Linked DNA regions of Mus musculus: region 1 is linked to region 2. The links are chromatin contacts, found by Hi-C or POLR2A ChIA-PET in ENCODE. All regions are on one chromosome and are shown on one strand. Each heading gives the region's core, a stretch centred on a gene start or an enhancer-like site at or near the end of the contact. The rest is flanking DNA. Distances are from core to core; before and after follow the strand shown. Region 1 has its middle 42 kb from the start of Glrx. Region 2 holds the start of Glrx (glutaredoxin).

What was found. Hi-C counts contacts between places; a loop is a spot of excess contacts on that map. ChIA-PET counts read pairs that join two places held with the same protein, here RNA polymerase II (POLR2A).
Region 1: a map of v-Abl transformed pro-B cells shows a loop between it and region 2 (2.6-fold over the local background). The contact joins the enhancer-like site here to the promoter of Glrx in region 2. A Hi-C loop is called at or near these places in 2 of 37 maps with a recorded cell type or tissue (both v-Abl transformed pro-B cells). POLR2A ChIA-PET finds 5 or more read pairs at or near these places in 1 of 5 experiments (Patski).

The regions. Positions count from the first base shown.
Region 1 is chr13:75,794,406-75,801,023 of GRCm38, reverse strand. No RefSeq gene overlaps it. Among named protein-coding and RNA genes, the nearest start is that of Glrx, 42 kb to the left of the region's middle. Within about 2 kb of position 3,108, at least 2 of the 3 ENCODE cell types and tissues checked have a DNase peak (open chromatin) inside an H3K27ac peak, as active enhancers do.
Region 2 is chr13:75,834,268-75,841,218 of GRCm38, reverse strand. Glrx (glutaredoxin) reads right to left here and starts at 1,333. Exons shown (of 3, transcript NM_053108.4): 1 at 1,044-1,333. The coding sequence starts at 1,250. Gm41005 (a long non-coding RNA gene) reads left to right here and starts at 151. Exons shown (of 2, transcript XR_873685.2): 1 at 151-452.

The DNA.
Region 1 (6,618 bases), core at 1,859-4,358, 42 kb after region 2:
CTTGCTCCTGTGGGAAGAGCCAGCACATTTATGCCTCTTTCTCCGACACTCAAGGCTGAGCTGTGGAATGGATGGGGTAAAGCTTAGCAGCCACAGGGCTGGGAGGGCCTCACGGCAGCTACTCTTCTACACTGCAGTACCATTCCAGCGCTGTGGCACCGGTGCTGCCACATTACAGTGAGACACCTTCCCCTTCCCCCTGCAAAGCCTTTAGAGCAGTGGTTCTTAACCTGTGGTTCTCGATGCCCCCCTCCCCTTGGGTTCACATATCAGATAATCTGTATATTATCAGTATACAGATAATATAACAATAACGAAATTACATTTATGAAGTAGTAACAAAATAATGTTATGTTTGAGAGTTACCACAATATGAAGGTCATAGCATTAGGGAGGTTGAGAACCACAGTTTTAGAGTCTAAAGTTTAGACCCACACCTGGCACCTGGCACTTGTTTGTTTTTTCTGCTGTTAGGGACTCTTGGCTTCAGGGGGAACCCAGGCCTACTGCTGGCAGGAGTGAGCTAGATCTGTGAAAACAGATGTTGACAAATATATCATCTGTGGTGACCCAGCAAATTCAAACTGCCTCCTGGAGTCTGCAAACTATGCCAGTCTGTATAGACGGTTTCACTAGATGGCAAACGATTGCAAAGACCATGTTCCTTTGCCATGTCTCATGTACATGCGGCCCAATCCTGTGACAGTAACAGAACCATGTGTGTTGTGGAATGGATGGGGTAAAGCTTAGCAGCCACAGGGCTGGGAGGGCCTCACAGCAGCTACTGGTCTACACTGCAGTGCTATTCCAGTGCTATGGCACCAGTGCTGCCACATTACAGTGAGACACGTTCAAGTCCAGAGCTCTCAAGTGCTATGCCCACTCCAGTGAAGTCTGCCTGTCGGGGTTGAAAAGCCTGGAGGCAGTCGCGAGGCAAAGAGTTTCAAGGAAATTCAGCCTCCTGGAACCTTGGCATTCTCATAGCCCGTATACTCAAACCCGATCCCCACGTTAGTATGGTGTATGCTCTCTTTCAGTATTGATTCATTATAAGTGCCTTTAAAGGTTGAATTTTGACATAGGTGAGCCTCTGCCAGTGTTCCAAATCCTTGAAGCTGACAATCTTGGAATTCAGTAGGAATTCAGTAAGAATGATACCTATTCAGTAACATTCAAATTCACTTCTAGTAGAGATGGTGAAACTAATTACAAAGAATGGAGCTAGGATAGCTCAGGGCTGGTCTGCAGAGTGATTACTTAGGACAGTAGCCAGTCTCACCCAAACAAGGGAATATACAAAGGCCTAGTGAATAGGTGAGTTATCCATCAAAGAGTTAGGGAATCCCCCTGGGACCAGTTTCTTCACTAGGCCCAAAGGAACAGCATAATCAAGTTTTTACTAAGAACCCCTAGTGGTGGGCTTAACAATAGACTGGCATTACACCTGGCTCCATTCTAAGTGGTAAACAGCGGCCTGGTCCCCGCCATCTTTTGATGTATAGATTCCTTTTGTTTTGTGTCACTGTAATTCAGCAGATATGTCCTGCCTGGCTTTTCTTGTTTTTTCTTCTGTATAAAAAAGTCTGTTTTTCGTTTGGACATTATACTCAGATTCAACATACTCTCTCGTGTCGTGTCTGTTTGTCACCCCACTCCTTCGCCCACCTGCAACCAGAGACCCGTTCCTCGCAGATAGGAGACCCAAAAAAGAGGTCCATCTGTGGCACTCAAGGCCGATCCAGCCTCATCTGGCTTGTTACCTATGCTGTGTACTTCCATGTGACAGGGGCAGAGGCAGAATCTATAACACGTTTTCCTGGCCTGCTCCAGCTGCCTAAGGTCGAGCCCAGCCAGCAGTGTTCCTTGTCTGTCCACTGGAGGCAGGTTTGTCACCATATCCCTGCAAGCCACTGTGAAAAGCCTTGTTTGCTTTTGCCCTAGAGTCCAGCCAGTCCCCTGACCTCTAACCCAGAACTATTTGTTCCAGGCGTTCCTCAGTCTGACATTCTAGTTGAAAACAAAGCCAAAAAAAAAAAAAACCCAAACCAAAAAAACCCAACAAACAAACAAACCTACCATCTTCCAATCATCCCTCTATATTTGGGGGTCAGATGAGCTGGTTACCTTTATGGTCTAGAGGGAATGAGTCAGTTAGCGTTTAAGCAAGAAGCAACATCTGCTGTAGTTCAGAGGCTGGCAGAGCACCAACGGCTGGGAAACTGTAGGAAGCAAGAGACCTGGCCAGAGTTCTTTAGTCCTATGCTGTGTGTCCATGAATGCCTAGGCCAGTTCCTCCTCCAACAGATATTTTGTCTCATGTTAGAAACCTTCTCTGTAGCATCTGGCCAAAACCTAAACCTATTGCTGGCCAGAGTTTTCTGAGACCCACTTCCAGCCTCAGAAATAGTTGAGGCTTGATGTCAGACTTGTCATAGCTGGCTGGGTTTTGCTTCATTTCCTCTTCCTAACAGTTGCTCAGCCAGTCTTTATTTGCATGTGGGCAAAGACTTTGGTAAAGAAAGGAGGAGCCTTGTTAGCTGCCGTCTCACTCATGGCTAAGTCATGAGTAATTCTACTAGCAGAGCTAGTATTTGATACCCCTTACTCCTTTCTGCTTATACAGAAAGGTGAGGGATTATATAGGATTATTTATGAGTTTCTGTTAATTGTAAAATTTAGTACAAATCCAGCAATGAGGGTAGTGATGGTCACTTTTTCTATTTGTTCAGAGATCATGTACAATCTTGTACCCTTTACATAACACATATACACCTTGAATACACATGTGCATATGTGCTTGCCACACCACATTCTATAACAAGGAAAGGACCTCGAGGAATGGTTTGGATAGAGGGTATGTATTTCTGCTAGTGTTCCTGGCAGGCCTTGCAGTCAGGCCTGGCTGCTAGCAGTCTCAAAGCTCACAGAATTCAGAGACCATCCACTCCAGGCTGCTGCTTATCCCACACTATCCAGCAGATGGCGCTGCACGCCGCACTGTCGCACCTGTCTGCCTTGGCTGTCAGGAAGTCAGAGTTACTACTGTGCAGTCAGGAAGTGGGTCTGCTCTCACTGAGCAGCGGTGGCTTACGCAAACCATGACTCATGGGTTTGACGAGGGCCTTTGTCAGAAGCAATGAGATCTGACCGTCACCACCCAATGGAAAGCAAAGTGCCTAGCTGGCCGGAGATCATGGTTGCTCACCGTTGATGCCTGGCTTTTTCAGGCAGCATGAGTTCATGCGGAATTTCAGAACCTGGCTGTGACTGATTCACTTTCTGTAAACGAGGGTCACCATTTCCACTTCCTCCGCTTGGGCTATTATTTGAACTTCGAGGTCAGCAACTGTTCTGGTGCTTACCGGAGGCTTTTGAGTATTTCATAAGTACTATTTCTTTCCTCTTCTTAAAAGTTTACTTTGCGATAAGGTCTCAGTATGTAAGCCTACCTTCTTGGAACTGGCTATGTAGATCAGTCTGACATCCAGTCCACCCGCCTCTGTTTCCTGAGTGCTGGGATTAAAGGCACATCTCACCACCCACTCATCGCAGCAACATTTAGCACAGATCTGAAGTATGAAATTGTTATCTCTCAGCCCTTCAAAAGTGGGTTAGTCTCAAATATCATACTGCTCTGCTTTTGCCTGGAGGGCAGGAGAGTAACCTCCATAGAATGCCTGAAACTTGGATGGTATTAAACTCTATACACACCGTTTTACTATATATATACATATATATCTTATCATATATGTGGCTGTATCTTTTGTAGTTTGTGAAGCCATAGAAAGTTAGTTCAGACTTCTTCTTTTCCTTTTTTTTTTTTTATTTTATTGTTAGAAGATCTTAGCAGCTCCAACATAATTCTTTTATTAGTGGAGACTTTTATCCTGTCTTATACATTTTTTGCTTGTTTGTTTGTTTTGTTTTTCGAGACAGGGTAGACCAGGCTGGCCTTGAACTCGGAAATCCACCTGCCTCTGCTTCCCGAGCGCTGGGATGAAAGGCGTGTGCCACCATGCCCGACTCTGTCTAATACATTTTATAGCTCATCTTTGGTGTACCTGACTTGTACCTGTTGTCTTATACATTGTGGTCTGTAATTGAGTTAGGGTGAATTGAACACAGTCAAGGACTTCATCCTCTGACTAGTGGGTAGTGGCATATACAGTGGATGCAATGGCCTGGATGACTCATACAATAGACTGGACCCTATGGGAAGGATGAGATGGCATCATACTCAGCGCTAAGGGCATGTATACCATCTTACATCATACTCAGCGCTATGGGCATGTATACCATCTCACAACTTAAGAACGGTTTATTTCTAGAATTTTCTATCTCATACTTTGGGAATGTTGTTAAGGCTAACGAAAATAAGACAGTGAATAAAAGGCAGTGGCGATCTAGTGTTTACATGTACATGTATTTGTATAGAAATTCATGTGAAACTTTTGAAAATTCTTGTGGCAGGAAGCCCCAGAGGGGATGGCTTATGGGGACAGTGATGACTGCGCCAGGTGTGTTGATGACTGGAGTCAACCTGTTCTAAAGAGTCTGCCAGAACTGGATTAATGTGCAAAAGACACAAGTTGTAGTTAGACACAGAGAAGCAACAAAGCCAGAAGGGCTCCTAGTGTTGAGGCAATGATCCAGAAGGGGGCTAGGTAGCAGGAGCCAGCCTGTCAGGGGTTACAGCACCTCAGGACTCAGCTTTGGGAGGTAGTGGCTGGGGGTTAGACTCAGGTAGATGTCCTGTGGTTAGTGATTCTCTTCCATGCCTCCCTTTATAGCTCTGTCTCTGTTCCTGAAGTTCCTCTACTTATATTTGAGGGGGAAAAACACCCTCAAGAACTTCCCCAAACTCCATTTCTAATTCTGTTTAACTTTTCTCTCAGGAGTTTTCTGCTCAGCCTACAACCGTTTCCAACTTGTAAAACCCCATATCTCATTTGCCTTCAAACACTCTTTTATAGAAATTGTGTGTGTGTGTGTGTGTGTGTGTGTGTGTGTGAGAGAGAGAGAGAGAGAGAGAGAGAGAGAGAGAGAGAACACATGTGCTCTGCTATACAGTTTTTGGTCCTTTTGTGTTTTCACATAGGAAAAGAATAATCTTTGGGGACAGGAGCCTTCTTTCTTGTGGTCTCTCTTGAGCCTTCTCCTTGGCCTTACAGTGTGGGCTGTGCAGGTACCTTGCTTAGGTCTTTAATGGAGTTGGGTGTGAACTGAGGGCAGGGGTGAATACACACACTGGGCTCACACAGACACAAGAATATGATATCTCATGTGAGCAACCAATCAAGCAAACACATAAGCAAAACACTAACATTTTGTAAAAACAAGCCCAACAGATTTAGCTTTGTCCTACTAAACTCTTCTTTGCCCTGGAGTGCACAAGGAAAATAATGCCCGTGTATATAAGGTATTGCTGTGCATGTGTGCAGTGTTACGAAGAGGTTGGCTCTTCTAACCTTTTCTTCCTCAGTAAAAGGAACATTGGAGTTGAAGAAAATGAGAGAGCGCTGGTTCTCTCTGAGCGTGTGTTGGAATATCCTTTGTATAAGAGGGGGAATGCAGACTAAGGCCCTAACACTATGCTATGACTGTCCCAGACATGGGGCACTGGTGACCAGTGAGGCTGAGGAAGAGAACAGCCATTGTCAGTATACACATACTTCCATGTATATTCATGGTTCATCTGTCAGTTTACGATGCAGCAGTTCTCAACCAGTGGGTTGCAACCCCCAAAAGACCATTGGAAAACACAGCTAATTTACATTATGTTTCATAAAGGGAGCAAAATTATACTTATGAATGAAGTAGCTATGAAAGCAATTTTATGGTTGGCAGTTACCAAATGAGGAACTATTAAGAACCACTGTTTTAAAGGGCTTTTGTTTGAGAAAAAAATACTTATTTTACTTATGTGTTTGTGTCTTCATGTGGATATAGCACACATGAGTTCAGTTGCTTGCAGAGGCCAGAAGAGGGGTTCAGATTTCATTAAGTTGGAATGACAGGCAGTTGTGAAATGCCTGATATGGGTCCTGAGAACTAACTTGGACTCTGGAAGACCAGCAAGTGCTCTTAACCACTGAGCCCTGTGTAACACATCTTAATCTGACTTTGGTAGGTTTCAGTGACTCCAGTGAGCTTGGGTAAATTCCTGAGTGCTTGTATGTGTACCAGCCATGCGCCTTAGGCCACCTTAAATAATGCCTTCAAACTTCTGCCTCCCAAGCCTTTGTAGAGAGACAGGGAATACCGTTTTCAAGTCTAAAATGTGTTTCATTGCCTTTTCTAGAGTCACCAAGGTTAGGTCCCACTTACAAGTCAAGATAGTCTGTGACCACAGTTGGTCTGTGACCACAGTTCCCAGCTCTCAGGTGAGGGTTTTATACCCCTGAACAGTTATTTCCAAAGAATTCCATATTCCTGCAGGTCAGCTAAGAGAAAGGCTAGCAATTGCTTCATGTTCTTAGGCTGATTGAGTTTATGTAATTAGAGGACTGTCAGCCAGACTTTTTGTTATGCACGCCCCTCCCCTTCCTGAGAACTCTTTGCACAATGGAGACTTCCTGTCTACATCTTCACAGTCTAATTCTCTATGGTTGCTCAAGT
Region 2 (6,951 bases), core at 84-2,583:
CATTAACCACTGGGCTGTTGTGTAAACAAGGGTACACAGACACACACACCATACATTTTATGGACTTGGGCATCCATGGACATCTGTATTTTTTCAGCTTCCCAATGAAGCCTCACTGAGGAAGTTTCTTTCCTCTGCTTTTCACTGTCACGCGTCACTTTAGTTGGTATTGGAGGCAGGTGGCCAAGGTTCTTGGCTTGTTGGGGCTGCCTCGGCTTTGTCCCCAACACTCCAGTTAACTGTACAACAAGCTCACTTTCCAGCACTGGAGTCTGTTGAGCTGGGCATTCCAGCAGCAGCCCAGGCACAAAGAAAGCCTTTTCTGAGGAGGAAGGTGTTCTTAGAGAGCTGCATATGGATTTGTGGAACAGGACTTTGAAGCGCTCCCTCTAATCTTGCAGCCTGCGTCACTGAGGATGGATCTCCAAGGCAAGAATCCATCAGATCATACAGTAAGTTATCATGATAACCAGACCTGAAAATATCCTACAATTAAGGCAGCACAGGCAAAAATGGAGTCCAGGATTTACTTTTCTAGTGGGTGGGGCTAGGTAAGAATGGACAAACTAGGTGATAAAGAAAGAAAGCCTAGTGCAAAGAAAAGGAAGGGCCGCAGACCCCACTACATGCTAACAGGGGGAAGAGAGTGCCTATGGCCCCCATCCATAACATAAAAGCTAGAGATCACATCCAGCCTCGAAGCTGCCTCCTGCCTTGCCAGAAGAACACTGCCAGTTCAAAATAGTGCTTAAAACAAAGCCTTCAGATAAACACTTAACTGCCGCCAGCCCAGCTGTCAGGCCCACTATCCACACACCAACCAGCGTTCTGCCTTCTGGTCCTCCCAGGCAGTCCTGCTGCCCACTCATTTGAGCAGTGTCTTCCCTTGAGTCCCTCCCCCACACCCTGCAAAGTCCTCTGGCTGCTTTGAAGGACAGAGCCCAGGCAACGGCATCCTAGAAAAGGCACAGCTAGCTGTCTACAAAGCTCTGGAAAGGAAACAGCAACACCCCAGCGCTTCCTTAGCATTTAAACACACTCACTGTTCTCGCTCCGGTGAGCTGTTGTAAATAATCTTGAATCGCACTGGTGTTGTTAGTGGCTGTGATGTCCACAAACTCCAGAAGACCTTGTTTGAAAGGCAGTTGACTGAGGATTTCTTGGGTCTTTCTGCAGTAGGGGCAGGTGGGCTTGATGAACACGACCACCTTCCCAGACTGGATCTTGCAGTTCACAAACTCCTGAGCCATGCTGACAGGCTGCAGCTTCTCCAGGGAGGAACGTGCAGTTGAAAGTAATGGTCCGGTAATGCAGCGGCGCTTAGCCAGCAGCTCTCATTTAATAAGGAACCTCCTTGGAGGAGGAGTTACCAAGTAGGATGCTTCAGTTTTAAAGGGCCAGCCCCAAAGTCAGTTCATTTTGGTATGAGTCAGTACTTCCTAGGCCTACCATTGCACACTGGCTGTGTAAGCTATAACAGGCTGTCTTGTGTCCTCCCCAAGAACAGAACTAAGTCACCCTCTAGGGTAGCAGAGACAGCGCAGACCAGTTTCTGGGTAGGAGGCCCCAGGTCCTCTTAGAACAAATTCTCTCTCTCTCTTCTTTTGGAAACACGGTTGTTTTGAAAAATAAAAACACAACCATTCAGGAAAGCTTTGGCTCTTCATAGGATGTGGGGACTGCATAGTGATTGGGCCTTGTGGGTTGCACCGGCATGCTTTCTTTGCCCTGTAAGGTGGGTACTTGTGTGATTAGTGGACTTGGTTCTTGACATGTAAAAATGTGCTTGTCTGTACTTTCTCTCTGTCTTTAAAAAGTGGGGTGCCATGCTCTGAGTTCATGGTGAACAATGAGCCCTTTTCAGTGGGGTAGATTTGTGACTGAACTTTGCCACGGGGCCTACCTGTGAAGCTAAGCTTTTTAATAGGTCTCTCTTACTCCAAAAGCCTTAGGGCTGGTGACCTTTGAATAGCAGTTCAGTAAGAAACAAATTCTCCCATAACCCCTGACCTGAGATTCCAGACAGAATGTGGATCTTTTCCTGTCTGACTTGTTTTGACAGTGAGCTGAGGTGCTTTGGGAGGTGGTGCTGAGGTAGATAAGCAAGTCGAAGAGAAAACTCCTGTCAGACTGAAGCACCTTTCCAAGCAAGCAACCAGCTCCACAGTAGAACCAGAGTATCTTACAGGAGGTCAGACTACAGTCATGTCCTGGTGACGGCTCTGGTGCACATTGTGACCAAAGAGAAGTAAACTGACTTCTGGGGGCTGCTTTCTTTGTCACTCTCACTGTTACCCACATCAAATGGCAAAATAACAGTCAGATGGTAATAGTCAGGGCCACAGAAGAAGCGGAGAGAGAGTTCTGCCAACGGAGAAGCGGCCTGGCTGCATGGCTGAGGTGGCTGGCCCATGGCAGGGTTGTAGACCTCTCAGCCCATAGCTTCCCACAATTCTGAACAAGTTTAGGGCTAGAGTCTTAACTTTCTGGCAACCTTCTGATGCCAGCTGTTTCAAGGACCTCTTGAGGGTTCTTGCTGTTCACATGACCCTGGGGAATAAGCACCCAGCTCAGGCTGTTCCTTTAGAGTCTTTCTCTCCTTCTCATTTGTCTGGTCTTTCCCTTCCTCCTTTTCCTAACAATCTGACTCTCTCATCTATCTCAAAGATCATTTTGAGAACCACCATGATCTTCGGTCTCTTGCATTCTGCCCTGTCTCAATATTTGCCACTCCTGTTTTCCTTACCTCCTCTTTGTTGCAATCTGACCTCCTTATCTCTCTCTGCCTGTTGAAATGCCTCAGTTACTTAAGCATCCTAGAACCAGTGTGAATTTATCATGTGCAGAAATGTGGGGACCTCCCAAGAGACCTGTATAGAGTCACGTGGGGCTTGGAGTCTCACTTTATGCCTAACTCCAAACTCCAGACAGATGAAGATCCTTGTCTGAGTATACTGTTTCTATAATTTTACAACATCTGATTTGCAGTCTACTATATTTACCTGAAATCTTATAAATGATAGTACCTGGATACAGGAGAACTCTATTGTCTGTCCTGCAGTTCAGATTAGTTGAGACTAATATCTGAGCCCTTATCTAATATTTAATAATATGTGGACCTCCCCTCCAAGTCTCAGGAAAGCATTGTCTGCTGAGAAGCCCTGCCTTCAGCCTCTCAGACTTAGTGTTCAAACTGCCCAGCTTTCTGCTCAGCCTCTAAGCGCAATCATCTGTCTTATGGCTAGGGCAGAAAGTTAAAGGCATCTTTACTGTCCTCTGCAGTACATGGAATAGCCAAGCTCTCCTAGTTTTGCCTCCTAGATCTGAACACAGACTACTCCAACTGAATGCTGCACTGTTCTTGGGGGCCCAGCCCTCCTGGTTCCTTACTTGGTGTCCTTACACCTTGCAGTCTGCTCTGTGGTACTGCTGGGCAGGCTTTAGACAAGCTAGCACTACCACTTGTGGGGCCTTGATAATACCACGCTCGTCCAGAAGACTCAGGTTTGATTTCCAGCATGCACAGTATGGCTCATCACAGTCTGTAACCTAGTTCTGTAGGATTGCACACTACTTCTGTCTTCCATGGGCACCAGGCATGCACATGATTTACAAACATACATGCAAGCAAAATACCCATATGCATAAGAATGAAAATATAAAAACAGTGACCTATGATGGTTAGGGCACAGTTTATCATGTGAGCTTAGCTGGGAGGCCCTCAGTCTAGTAGGAAAGAAGTGTCTACTCTGCAGTCCTTCTCATAGAGCTAATATAATATGGAGCTGTGTGACTCATCAGACTAACAGAAGGTAACAGCAAAGACAATGGTCCTTATGTGTCTACTCCTGAACTAATTCAATCAATACTTATTAATCAGTTACCCTGGGCCAGACACACAGGTCCTCATATACAATTCCATCCTTAGGAATTCATTAGAAAGTTGGGGATACTGTCAGGAGAATGGTGTGATGCCTTGTATATGCTGGGCTCAGGGAGTGGCATGATTAGAAGGTATGGCCCTCTTGGAGTAGGTGTGAGCTATCAGACCCTCACCCTAGCTGCCAGGAAGTCAGTCTTCTACTAGCAGCCTTCAGATAAAGATGTAGAACTCTCAGCTCAGCCTGTGTGTGACCATGAAAGGTAGCCTAGTCCCTGGCTGACCTAATACTAGAAACCCCAGAGCCCCTGAAGGGATGGTAGGACCTTCACCTGCTCCGGGCACCAGGCCTCTGTCACTGGTCACAACCCCCCATAGATTTGCGGCCATCAGTCATGTAGGGGCAATGCCCCAAGCTCCTCCACGTGTAGATTCAGAAAAGAACATGACCTATGGTCACGTAGGCTAAAGACAGATCTCTAAGCTAATGAGGTACATAGAGGCCTGGAGGGCTTAGCCAATAAACTTTCCTTCCCAGACATCCCTCCCTACAAAAAAGTATTTAATCTCAGGCCCACTCTGAGAAGTAGGGTATGGTTTTATACATCTACTTTCCACCATAACAACAAGTGATTTAGAACCATGGAACTGTCTCTTTTCATCATGATCTGCTGTGGGGAGCCATGGAGAAGGCCTTTACCTACAGAGCTGCTATCTAATCTCCTGTAGAAGGCCTCTCTGTACTCCCTGCAGCTACTGCCACCAAGCCCAAGTCAGCCAAAGACTATTCCCATGGGACCAGCCAAAGGTTACCCCTTGACCCCTGGGCCTGGGAATCCAAGAACCTGGGAACCTCACAGCCCCGACCTCTTTCCAGGCGTGGGGACCCCCGAGTCAGCTCTGTGGCTGAGCAGATGTTGAACTCACAACCCTATATGCCTGCACCATGCCTGTCTGAATGCTGCCATGCTCCTACCTTGATGGTAATGGACTGAACCGGTGAACCTGTAAGCCAGCCCCAAATAGATGTTGTCCTTTATAAGACTTGCCTTGGTCATGGTGTCTGTTCACAGCAGTAAACCCCTAACTAAGACAGAAGTTGGTAGTAGGAGCTGGGGTATGGGTGTGATAGGCCTGACCAGCTTTTGTTTGGAAGAATTTAGATTTGGGGACTTTGGATTAGAAAAGTAGTGGAATGTTTTAAATGGGCCATCCTATTAGGAATATAGAAGACTTTGTTGCTGAGAGTAATTTGAACTGAGCAGACCTGGCTCAAGAGGTTTCAGTGGAGAATTTCAATGTGTGGCCTAGAGACTAGTTTTGTGGGATTTTGGTGGAGAATGTGGCTGTTTTTTGCCCATTTCTGAAGTGTCTAGCTGAGGCTAAGGTAAAGAGATTTATATTGATTACATTGACAAAGTAAATCTCAAAAAATCCAGCCTAGGACAGAACCTGTTCTAGGTAAAGAAAAACTTAAATCCAGGCTTGATGGACCACACCTTTATTCCTAGTGTTTAGGAGACAGGCATGCAGATCTCTTGAGTTCAAAGTCTACAGAACAAGTTCCAGGACAACCAAGCTTAGACAGAGAAGTGTAGCCTCCCTCAGCCTCTAAGCAGGTTGATCCAGACTTTGACCTTGCTGCCACTAAGAAAGAGTTTACCTAGGGTAGAGTATTCTGACCTTGATGGCTCTATTTGCTCTTCTCCGAGACTCTGCTTCCTGCTGAAAGGTCCTTGACACACCCTGTAGATTGCCTAGGGGCTGGCTCCAGGCACCAAGAATGGGCTGGCGGGGGATGGGCCTACCCTCTTTATAAGTAAGGACTCTCAGTAAACTTCAGAGGCCTTGAACAGAAAGGTTTGTTCTGGCCTCTCTTTTCTCTGTCTGATCTCTTTCAGGCCCAGCGGGCCTTTCAGGGGAACCCAGTTCACATGGCCACAGGAATTGGAAAACAGAAAGCTGGTGATATTTTTCCAGCCCCAACAAGCTGCAAAACTGGGCAGCCTGGGCAATTTGCCTCAGGCTGTCAAGTATAGAAGGGACTACTGGGACAATTGATGCTGACTAGCTGGAACTAAGAAATTAGTGGTGATTAAGAAGAGATCAGCATCACTGAGGTGAAATCTTCTGGGAAGTATTTTCTGAGAGCACAAAAAATCTGTGTTCCAGAGATAGTTGTACCTCATGCTATAGCTATAGTTGGTAATGTGTAAGAGTCACCCAAGTGGTACTGGTTTTGAAGGCATGGACAGTTGAGGCTTGGCACTGTAAGAGGCCATGAAAGGCCACTGGTGAAGGTGCAGCCTCAGTTGCAGTTGATGACTGAAGAGGTAATGCAAAGAAGTTGAGGCTTGGCACCATGAAGAGAGTCCATAAGAGGCTATTGATGAAGCCTAGTTACAGTGAAAGACCCCAGGGTGTTAGAGATGCCATATCATGGGATGATCACCAGGAACAGCAGCAGCAGTTGAGTGTATCAGCCTGAGCTCAGAGTGCTACAGAGGGCAGAGCTGGAGAAGTGATGCCAAACCTTTGGAAGAGCACAGAAGATCATGTGTGGATCCCAGACATTGAAACAAGAAGCTGTGAAGTTCAGTTGAAGACCACTAGATGTTCGAGATGCCAGAGCTGTGGGATATCTGCTGAGGAATTCTAACAGGGAGTGAAAACAGCCAAGGAGAAAGAAGTTTGTTGGTATCAACAAAGATGAAAAGGAATTGGAGATCTGAAGAATGCTTTAACATCAGACATGGAGATGCAGAGTTTGGAGGTTGTCCAGCTGGTTTTCTGTCTTGCTTTGGGAATTACAGTTAAGTGATTAGATGAATCTCAGAATAGACTTTGAACTTTGGACTTTTAACATTGTTAAGACTGCTATGGATTATGGGGACCTTTGAAGTTGTATTAAATGTATTTTTTATTATGCTATGCTTAGGTATGCCACCCATAGACTTATATGTTTGGACAAGCCTATGGGGACCAGGGAGTGGAATGTGATGCTTGGGAGTATATGCTCAGGAGTGACACTATTAGAAGGTGTGGCCCTGATGGAGTAGGTGTGTCCTTGT